Regions from separate parts of the Homo sapiens genome. Here region 2 is linked to region 1. The links are chromatin loops, found by intact Hi-C in ENCODE. Cell type or tissue: heart left ventricle. All regions are shown on one strand. Region 1 overlaps RIT1 (Ras like without CAAX 1). Region 2 overlaps GON4L (gon-4 like).

Evidence for each region. A loop is a pair of places that touch in the nucleus more often than their neighbours do. Peaks named below come from ENCODE experiments on the same cell type or tissue, not always from the same donor. Only the 100,000 strongest peaks of a DNase experiment are listed, where the experiment ranks them.
Region 2: it touches region 1 in a loop (2.1-fold over the local background); 2 of 110 quality-filtered maps call a loop at or near these places.

The regions. Positions count from the first base shown.
Region 1 is chr1:155,893,036-155,898,035 of GRCh38, forward strand. RIT1 (Ras like without CAAX 1) reads right to left here. Exons shown (of 6, transcript NM_006912.6): 6 at 4,773-5,000. It also overlaps the pseudogene LOC124904686. Among named protein-coding and RNA genes, the nearest start is that of RIT1, 16 kb to the right of the region's middle. In heart left ventricle, no CTCF peak of the experiment used is centred here; no DNase peak of the experiment used is centred here; H3K27ac peaks cover 1,371 bases.
Region 2 is chr1:155,802,607-155,807,606 of GRCh38, forward strand. GON4L (gon-4 like) reads right to left here. Exons shown (of 32, transcript NM_001282860.2): 11 at 2,343-2,535. Among named protein-coding and RNA genes, the nearest start is that of GON4L, 52 kb to the right of the region's middle. In heart left ventricle, no CTCF peak of the experiment used is centred here; no DNase peak of the experiment used is centred here.

The DNA of each region.
Region 1 (5,000 bases):
GTTATTGTTTACCAAGCAGTTGAAATTGCTATGTGTCCCTTACTCCTTCTCATTCTCCCACCATTCAATCCAAATCTGTGTCAGATTTTGCACGTTAGAATTAGAGGTGCCCACTGAAAAGAACTGAGACTCTAAGAACTGTGAGCTTTTTTTTAAATTCACTGTTGAATTCCCAATGCCAACACATTGCTTGGCATGCAGCGGATACCCAAGAAAGGCAGGCAGGCAGGGAACAAAATATTGTCTGGGAAGCAGACTTAAAGCAAACCTGAAAAGGCTGTCTCTTCTTCCTACTTATTCTGAGTTGGAGTTTCAAAAGAAGTTTGGTATAATGATCGGTTTTGGTTTTGTGTTTTTTGATGATGGTGGTAGGTGTGTGTTAGTTGCAACTAGACCCATGTATTTCTCTTCGGGAGTCTAAGGACATGAAAATAAGAGTGTCCAGAATGTTTTGGGTGGGAATGCACAATTTAATTCTCTGGCTGACTAGATTGATGTACATGCCTTCCTGGGCAGCAGAGATTTTATGTTGGATTGCAGTGTATTGAGCACTTGGACCCATCCTCATAAAAGCCATACATTTCTCTGCCTCTGCCCCCTCACCTGCACACTCCTCTGCCAGGAAACTAGGGAAAGCATTTTGTGGGAGATGTTTTGGAGCTAAAGTTTTTCTTCTGGCTCAGAGAAAACTGCAATAAACTCTGGCAATAACTAGCTCCAGGAAGGGCAGGAAATGACACATGTCCCCACTGCAGCAGCTTTTGTTCAAAAAACTGAGTGACTTCATGATATGATCACGTGTGCTGTGGAATGTATGCACTGAACCAAAAGCTGCTCATCATGAGTTTTTTTTTAAGCAAACATTATTAGATAAAGCTAAAACATTTCAGTAGTTTTGTCTCAAGGCCAACTCATGGTTTTTTGTTTGTTTGTTTGTTTTTGAGATGGAGTCTCGCTCTGTCGTACAAGCTGGAGTGCTGTGGCGCAATCTTGGCTCGCTGCAACCTCCACCTCCCGGGTTCAAGTGATTCTCCTGCCTCAGCCTCCCGAGTAACTGGGATTACAGGCGCGTACCACCATGCCTGGCTAATTTTTGTTGTATTTTTAGTAGAGATGGGGTTTCACCATGTTGGTCAGGCTGATCTTGAATCCCTGACCTTGTGATCTGTCCACCTCAGCCTTCCAAATTGCTGGGATTACAGGCGTGAGCCCTGTGCCTGGCATATGTTTAAAAGTTGATTGGACAGCTTTGTACAGTGACAGGATTATAGCCAATGAGGCATGATTATTGCTAATTGAAAACTTTTCCCAATACCCTGGCATTGGCAATTTTTGACAATCTCTATGGAGACTGAACTTAAAAAACAAAAGTTGATTGAAAAAAAATTTTTTTTTTTTTTTGAGATGGAGTCTTGCTGTCGCCCAGGCTGGAGGGCAGTGGCACGATCTTGGCTCACCGCAACCTCTGCCTCCCGGGTTCAAGCAATTCTCCTGCCTCAGCCTCCCAAGTAACTGGGATTACAGGCGCATGCCACCACACCCAGCTAATTTTGTATTTTTAGTAGAGACAGGGTTTCGCCATGTTGGCCAGGCTGGTCTTGAACTCCTGACCATAAGTGATCCATCTGCCTCAGCCTCCCAAAGTGATGGGATTACAGGCATGAGCCACCGTGCCTGGCAAGATTTCAAATTTCTGTACGAGTTTGGAAAAGGCATAACACTACCAATGACTTATTAGGAGTCTACTACATTTACTAATTCCTTCCTTTTTGAATTCCTATAACATTTCCAGTTTGAAGCATATGACTTATTACTTTAAGACTGACCTCTAGCTGTTTTATATATACAAATTTTATTTATTTTTTTGAGACGGAGTCTTGCTCTGTTGCCCAGGCTGGAGTGCAGTGGCATGATCTCAGCTCACAGCAAGCTCTGCCTCCCAGGTTCACACCATTCTCCTGCCTCAGCCTCCCGAGTAGCTGGGACTACAGGCGCCCGCCACCGCGCCTGGCTATTTTTTTTGTATTTTTAGTAGAGATGGGTTTCACCATGTTAGCCAGGATGGTCTCGATCTCCTGACCTCGTGATCCACCTACCTCAGCCTCCCAAAGTGCTGGGATTACAGGCGTGAGCCACCGCACCTGGCTACATATATAAATTTTATCTAAGCTCCAGAGCAGGAATAACATATATATATTTTTGGTGTATATATATATACAATATACATGTACAAAAAAAATATATATATACACTTTTTTTTTTTTAAATACAGAGTCTCACTGTTGCCCAGGCTGGAGTGCAGTGACACGATCCTGGCTCACTGTAACCTCCGCCCCCTGGGTTCAAGTGATTCTTGTGCCTCAGCCTCCAGAGTAGCTGGGATTACAGGTGTGGGCCACCACACCCAGCTAATTTTTTTTTTGTTTTGTATTTCAGTAGAGATGGGGTCTCACCATGTTTCTCAGCCTGGTCTCGAATTCCTAAGCTCAGGCAAACTGCCTACCTCCACCTCCCAAAGTGCTAGGATTACAGTCATGAGCCACTATGCCAGCCCGTATTCTATATTCCTCTGAATCCTTCACAGCTCTTTAAAACAGTGCTTAATACATGGAAGAGGCTTATAAATACTTCACCTGAAATTCCATTACTTATTCTAACAGAGGTTACATTAGAAAATGGAATGCCATTAAGTATGAGTAATTTAATCAAAGAGGGGAACAATTTTTTTTTTTTTTTGAGATAGAGTCTTGCTCTGTTGCCCAGGCTGGAGTGCAATGGCGCAATCTCAGCTCACCACAACCTCTGCCTCCCGGGTTCAAGCAATTCCAATTCTCTGCCTCAGCCTCCCGAGTAGCTGGGATTACAGGCGCCCACCACCACGCCCAGCTAATTTTTGTATCTTTAGTAGAGACAGGGTTTCACCATCTTGGCCAGGCTGGTCTTGAACTCCTGACCTCGTGATCCACCTGTCTTGGCCTCTCAAAGTACTGGGATTACAGGCATGAGCCACTGTGCCCGACCAGGGGAATGATTTTTTAAATCAAGTGAAGAAAAAAAAAAAAAAGAGACGGAAAGAAAAATGGAATGCCACTCCTCCAGTACCTGTTTCTAGTGGACACTGACAGTTACTGACCATTCAAAAATGTTAAATAGGCAGGGTGCAGTGCTCACACCTGCAATCCCAGCACTTTGGAGGCCAAGGCGGGCAGATCACTTGAGGCCAGGAGTTTGAGACCAGCCTGGCCAACATGGTGAAACCCTGTCTGTACTAAATATACAAAAAATTAGCCAGGCGTGGTAGCACATGCTTGTAATCCCAGCTACTTGGGAGGCTGAGGCACAAAGATCACTTGAACCCGGGAGGCAGAGGCTGCACTGAGCTGAGATGGTGTCCCTGCACTCCAGCCTGGGCGACAGAGTGAGACTGTTTCAAAAAAAAAAAAAAACTTAAATAATAATGAGGACATAAAAATCCACTCTTGGGCCAGGTGAGGTGGCTCAAGCCTGTAATCCCAGCACTTTGGAAGGCTGAGGCAGGAGGATTGCTTGAGGCCAGGAGTTTGAGACCCGCCTCTACAAAATATGTAAAAATTTGGCACGGCATGGTGGCATGTGCCCGTAGTCCCAGCTACTGAAGAGGCTGACGCAGGAGGATCTTTCACTTAAACCCAGGAGTTCAAGGTTACAGTGAGCCATGATCACACCACCGCACTCCAGCCTAGCAGACGGAGACTGTCTTTTTTAAACCAAAGACAGGCGAGATACAGTGACTCACACCTATAATCCCAGCACTTTGGGAGGCCGAGGAGGGTGGATCACTTGAGGTCAGGAGTTTGAGACCAACCTGGCCAACATGGCAAAACCATCTCTAATAAAAATACAAAAATTACCTGGTCGTGGTAGTGCGCACCTGTAATCCCAGCTACTCAGGAGGCTGAGATGGGAGAATCACTTGAACCTGGGGGGCAGGGGCTGCAGTGAGCCCAGATCACACCACTGCACTCCAGCCTGAGTGATAAGAGTAAGACTCTGTCTCAAAACAAAAAAATCCATTTGTTTAACGTTCAAATTAGGTCCTCTCTACCAACACTGGTGGCCATTTACAGTAATGGAGATTAAATGACCTTCAGGTAAAAAGTTATCATTCTTGGCTGGGTGCGGTGGCTCACACCTGTAATCCCAGCACTTTGGGAGGCTGAGGCGGGTGGATCACAAGGTCAGGAGATCAACACCATCCTGGCTAACATGGTGAAACCCCATCTCTACTAAAAAATACAAAAAATTAGCCAGGTGTGGTGGCGGGCGCCTGTAGTCCCAGCTACTTGGGAGGTTGAGGCAGGAGAATGGCGTGAACCCAGGAGGCGGAGCTTGCCGTGAGCCGAAATCGCGCCACTGTACTCCAGCCTGGGCGACAGAGCGAGATTCTGTCTCAAAAAAAAAAAAAAAAAAAAAATCATTCTTTCACTTTTCATTTAGTGTATTTACTTATAACAACTTTAAGTAACCCTTGATCAGGTAGCAAATGTGCTGTCATTTTCCATATGTGTTTTTCCTGTCTCCTCCCAAGAGGTAATCTCTTCAAATGAAGGGGGATTCCATGGCATGCTCCCTAGCACTTGACATGGGTGTCTTGTTCATGGTGGGCACTCAAATTTTTTGAATTCATATTTTCCAGAATATCACATCTCATGGTTATGTTTTTCTGAAAACAACTCTTTTGCAATGATTCCAAAAACTCTACCCACTGATAGGGAAGCAAAGGAAAGCCCAAGTTGTTTAAAAGTTTTGTATTATGTCATACAAACTGTCTTCACATACAAGTGCATTAAAAAAATTATCCCCCCCTCCTCCTCCCCAAACATCACAGTAGACCAATTCTTGCTAATATATGACAAAGTTAAAACATATGTCCCCTCTGAATTCTAAACAGCTAATTCTAGACACTAACATCTGGATCTTATAATTTACCGGTCTGGTATGGACATGAACAGTTCCAGTGC
Region 2 (5,000 bases), 90 kb before region 1:
CAGCATTTATGCCACTTTGATGGCATATCTGAGTTTATTCAACAACTTCATTCATTTACAATATACTGGCTGAGCGCGATGGCTCACTCCTGTAATCTCAGCACTTTGGAAAGCAGAGGCAGGAGGATCGCTTGAGCGCAGGAGTTCGAGACCAGCCTGGGCAACATGGCAAAACCCCAACTCTACAAAAAATACAAAAATTGGCCGGGCATGATGGCACAAACCTGTATTCCCAGCTATTTAGAAGGCTGAGGTGGGAGAATTGCTTGCGCCAAGGAGGTCAAGGCTGCAGTGAGCTAAGATCTCACCACTGCACTCCAGCCTGGGTGACAGAGTGAGACCCTGTCTCACACACACACAAAAAAGTACAATGTATTGTGAACCTAACAATGGGCCAGGCACCCTGTCATTCATAAAGCTTTTATTCCATGACCAAATGATTATGCTCCTTTATCCCTCACAGATTCTAGCACAATGCCTTGTATAAAGAAAGTACTCAAACATTTGCCAAATGATATACTATATAACTATTAATAGTATCATAAGGTACATTCAAGGACCTGTTATTTTCTTTCATTCACTTATCCTGACTTACTCCTAGCATTACCTACCCAGCCATTTACTCAGTCTATTTCTTTTTCTTTTTTTTTTTTTTTTGAGATGGAGTCTCGCTCTGTTGCCAGGCTGGAGCGCAGTGGCGCAATCTCGGCTCGCTACAACCTTCGCCTGCCAGGTTCAAGTGATTCTCCTGCCTCAGCCTCCTGAGTAGCTGGGACTACAGGCGTGCACCACCACGCCCAGCAAATTTTTTTATTTTTAGTAGAGACAGGGTTTCACCCTGTTGGCCAGGATGGTCTCAATCTCTTGACCTTGTGATCCGCCCGCCTCGGCCTCCCAAAGAGCTGGGATAATAGGTGTGAGCCACCACGCCCAGCCTACTTAGTCTGTTTCCATCCAAACTTTTATCTGATCAATATTTCTTCCCCATTTCTGATAATACCATTACTTCTTTAGGGTCACCACATACTTCAACCACACTGTTCTATGAGGTGCTATCAATCACCAGACTCCATGCTGAACAGTCTCCCTATCAATCCCATGTAGTACCAAGAGACTGGGCATGAGATCAAACCAAGTCGATCTGACTTGTTCCCCTGGATTTTATAACTGGAGCTTGCAGGGGAGAGTCCTGAAGTGTAGACAAAGCAAAAAGTAATCACGGAGTGTTTATGAACAGAGCTCTAACCTTGTAGAAAAATAAATGTGAGAATGGAGCTGAGTGACAAAAGGAAGTAAAATAGAGAGGAAAGGGGGATCCTAACAGTGCCTCAGTTCCACTGCTGATTTACTACACTTCCCAAAGTCTGGTTTCATTTCACCCCAGCAAGATAGAGTTAGGATTCTTTCACTTGCATCATGAAGACCCTTAACTAACACAGTGTTCTTTTGGTAAATCACTGAACCCTAATGAAATCATACATAAAATTTTGAGTGGGCCAGGCACAGTGGCTCATGCCTGTAATCCTAGCTCTCTGGGAGGCCAAGGTGGGAGGATCACTTGAGGCAGGAGTTTAAGACCAGCCTGAGCAACATTTCTCTACAGAAATTTTTAAAAAATTAGCCAGGCAAGGTGGTGCGTGCCTATAATCTCAGCTACTTGGGAGGCTGAGACCTGAGGACGATCTCTTGAGCCCAGGAGTTTAAGGCTACAGTGAGCTATGATCACCCCACTGTGATCCACCCTGGGCAACACCCTGTTTTGGGACAGTGTCTCAAAAACAAAAGACAACAACAAAACTACATGTGCATGTATGTTTCAAGGGATTCAAATCTTAGCATTCAACAATCTTAGGATTCAAAAGATTCCTTACCCAGAAAAAGAAATGTTAAGAATTGGCCCAGGCACGGTGGCTCATGCCTATAATTCTAGCATTCAGGAGGCCAAGGTAGGAGGATTGTTTGAGGCCAGGAGTTTGGGAACAGCCTGGGCAACATAGTGACATCTCGTTTCTACAAAAAATAAAAAATTAGTCGGGCACAGTGGCATGTGCCTGTAGTCCCAGCTACTCAGTGGGATAAGGGGTAGGATTGCTTGAGCCCAGGAGGTCAAGGCTGCAATGAACCGTGACTGCAACACTGCACTCAGCCTGGGTGACAGAGTGAGACCCTGTCTCAGGAAAAAAAAAAAAAGAAAAATTAACTACTGATTTAAGATAAATTATCAGTTAAATACAAATTAAATCAATTAACCCAAACCATTCCATTCTATACCCTTCCAAATACTAAAAATTTTACAACAGATAATGGACAGTATACATAATAAATCACAAACCAAAACTTACCTTCATTCCCCACATCATCATTCATAAGTCCCCCCAGCCACATCTTCCAGTCCTCATCATCTGCCGTATTGGGGTCATACATATCTGGAGTGATGTCTGGAGCTTGGAGCTCTGCCTCTAATTGGCCCAGGGGAACATCTTTCAGGGGCATCTTAGAACGCGTTCGAAATGCAATGAGACTGTCATCCATGGGCTGGACAATGGAGAAAGAAAAGTCACTGAGTGAGTGATGTTTCCAAACCTCATCATCACTCCTTTTCTTCTCATCTTAGCTTAAGTAACAGGATCCTTCCTCTAAACAATTTGGATTTATTATTGTTTGAGAAACTTTAAGAAACACGACATAAAAAAGAAATAAAATAAATGACATCAGTTTGAAACCAACATTTTAGGAAAATTTATAACAGCTTTATTGATATACAATTCACATACCATAAAATTTACCCTTTTAAAGTGTATAATTGAAAGGATTTTCATATATTCACAGAGTTATACAACCATCACCATTATCTAATTTCAGAACATTCCATTAACCCAAAAAGAAATCCCATACCCATTAGTAGTCGCTTCCCTTTCCCCCTCCTCCCAGCCCCTGTTAAGCATTAATCTATTTTCTGTCTCTATGGATTTGTTTCTGCTGGACATTTCACTTAGATGGAATCATAAAATGTGTGGCCTGTCTCTGGCCGCTTTCAGTTAGCATAATGCATTTAAATCCCACCCTGTTGTAATATCTATCAATACTTTTTTTTTTTTTTTGAGACATAGTCTTGCTTTGTTGCCCAGGCTAGAATGCAGTGGTGCCATCTCGGCTCACTGCAACCTCTGCCTCTTGGGTTCAAGTGATTCTCCTGCCTCAGCCTCCCAGGGAGCTGGGATTACAGGCACCAGCCACGACATCTGACTAATTTTTGTATTTTTACTAGAAACGGAGCTTCACCATGTTGGGCACGCTGGTCTCGAAGTCCTGACCTCAGGTATCTGCCCACCTCAGCCTCCCAAAGTGTTCGGATTACAGCTGTGAGCCACCATGCCTGGTGTTTTTTTTTTTTTTTTTAAGAGATAGAGTCTCAATCTCTCACCCAGGCTACAGCACTGGCACAATCAGAGCTGACTGCAGCTTCGAACTCCTGGGCTCAAGCAATTCTCCTGCCTCAGCCTCCCAAGTAGCTGGGACTATCGGCATGCTCTACCATGCTCGGCTAATTTTTTTTTTTTTTTTTAGATGGAGTCTTGCTCTGTCACCCATTCTGGAGTGCAGTGGTACGATCTCGGATCACTGCAACCTCCATCTCCCGGGTTCGGGTGATTCTCCTGCCTCAGCCTCCCAAATAGTTGGGACTACAGGCGTGTGCCACCACACCTGGCAAATTTTTGTATTTTTAGTAGAAATGGGGTTGGCCAGGCTTGTCTTGAATTCCTGACCTCAGGTGACCTACCTGCTCAGCCTCCCAAAGTGTTGGGATTACACGTGTGAGCCACTGGATCCATACTCAGCTAATTTTTTTCATTTTTTGTAGAGATGGGGGTGGGGGGACTCCCTATGTTGCCCAGGCAAGTTTCAAACTCCTGGACTGGGCTCAAGTAATCCTCCTGCCTTGGCCTTCCTAACTGCTGGGATTAAAGGCATGGTGGTATGTGCCTGTGGTACCAGCTACTCAAGAGGCTGAGTCAGGAGAATTGCTTGGGTTTAGGAGTTCAAGGTGACAGTGAGACACGTACCACTGCACTCCAGTCACCATGCCTGGCCCCGAATTCCTTTTTTCACCCAATAATATCCCATTGTATAGATATACCACTTTTGTTTATCCAATTATCTGTTGATGGAATTCAGATTGTTTCCACTGTGGGGCAATTAAGTATAATACCGCTGGCTGAATGCATTGGCTCACACCTGCAATCCCAACACTGTGGGAGGCCCAGGAAGAACTGCTTGAAGCTAGGAGTTTGAGACCAGCCTGGGTAACACAGTGAGACCTCATCTCTGCCACAAACAAACAAATTAGTTGCGTGTGGTGGCACCAATTGTAGTCCCAGCTACTTAGGAGGCTGAAAGAGAAGGATCTCTTGAGACTAGGAGATCAAGGCTGTAGTGAGCCATGATTGCACCATTGTACTCCAACCTAAGCAAGAGAGACATCTCAAAAAAAAAAAAAAAACAGGGCCAGGCACAGAGGCTCACATTTGTACATCTGTAAACCCAGCACCTTGATAGGCTGTGGTGACAAGATCGCTTGAGTCTAGGAGTTCAAGACCAGCTGGGCAACACAGCAAGACCCCCATCTCTACAAAAAATAAAAAGTTAGATGGGAGTGGTGGCATATGCCTGTAGTTCCAGCTATGCAAGAGCCAACGTGGGAGGATCACTTGAACACAGGAGGAGGTTGAGGCTGCAGCAAGCTGAGATCATACCACTGCACTCCAGCCTGGGCAACAGAGCAAGACTCTTATTTAAAATATTTATTTTAAAAAAATGAGGCTGGGTGCAGTGGCTCACACCTGTAATCCCAGACTTTGGGAGGACAAGGTGGGCGGATCACGAGGTCAGAAGATCAAGAACTTCCTGGCTAACAGTGAAACCCCGTCTCTATAAAAAATACAAAAAATTAGCTGGGCATGGTGGCAGGCGCCTGTAGTCCCAGCTACTCAGGAGGCTGA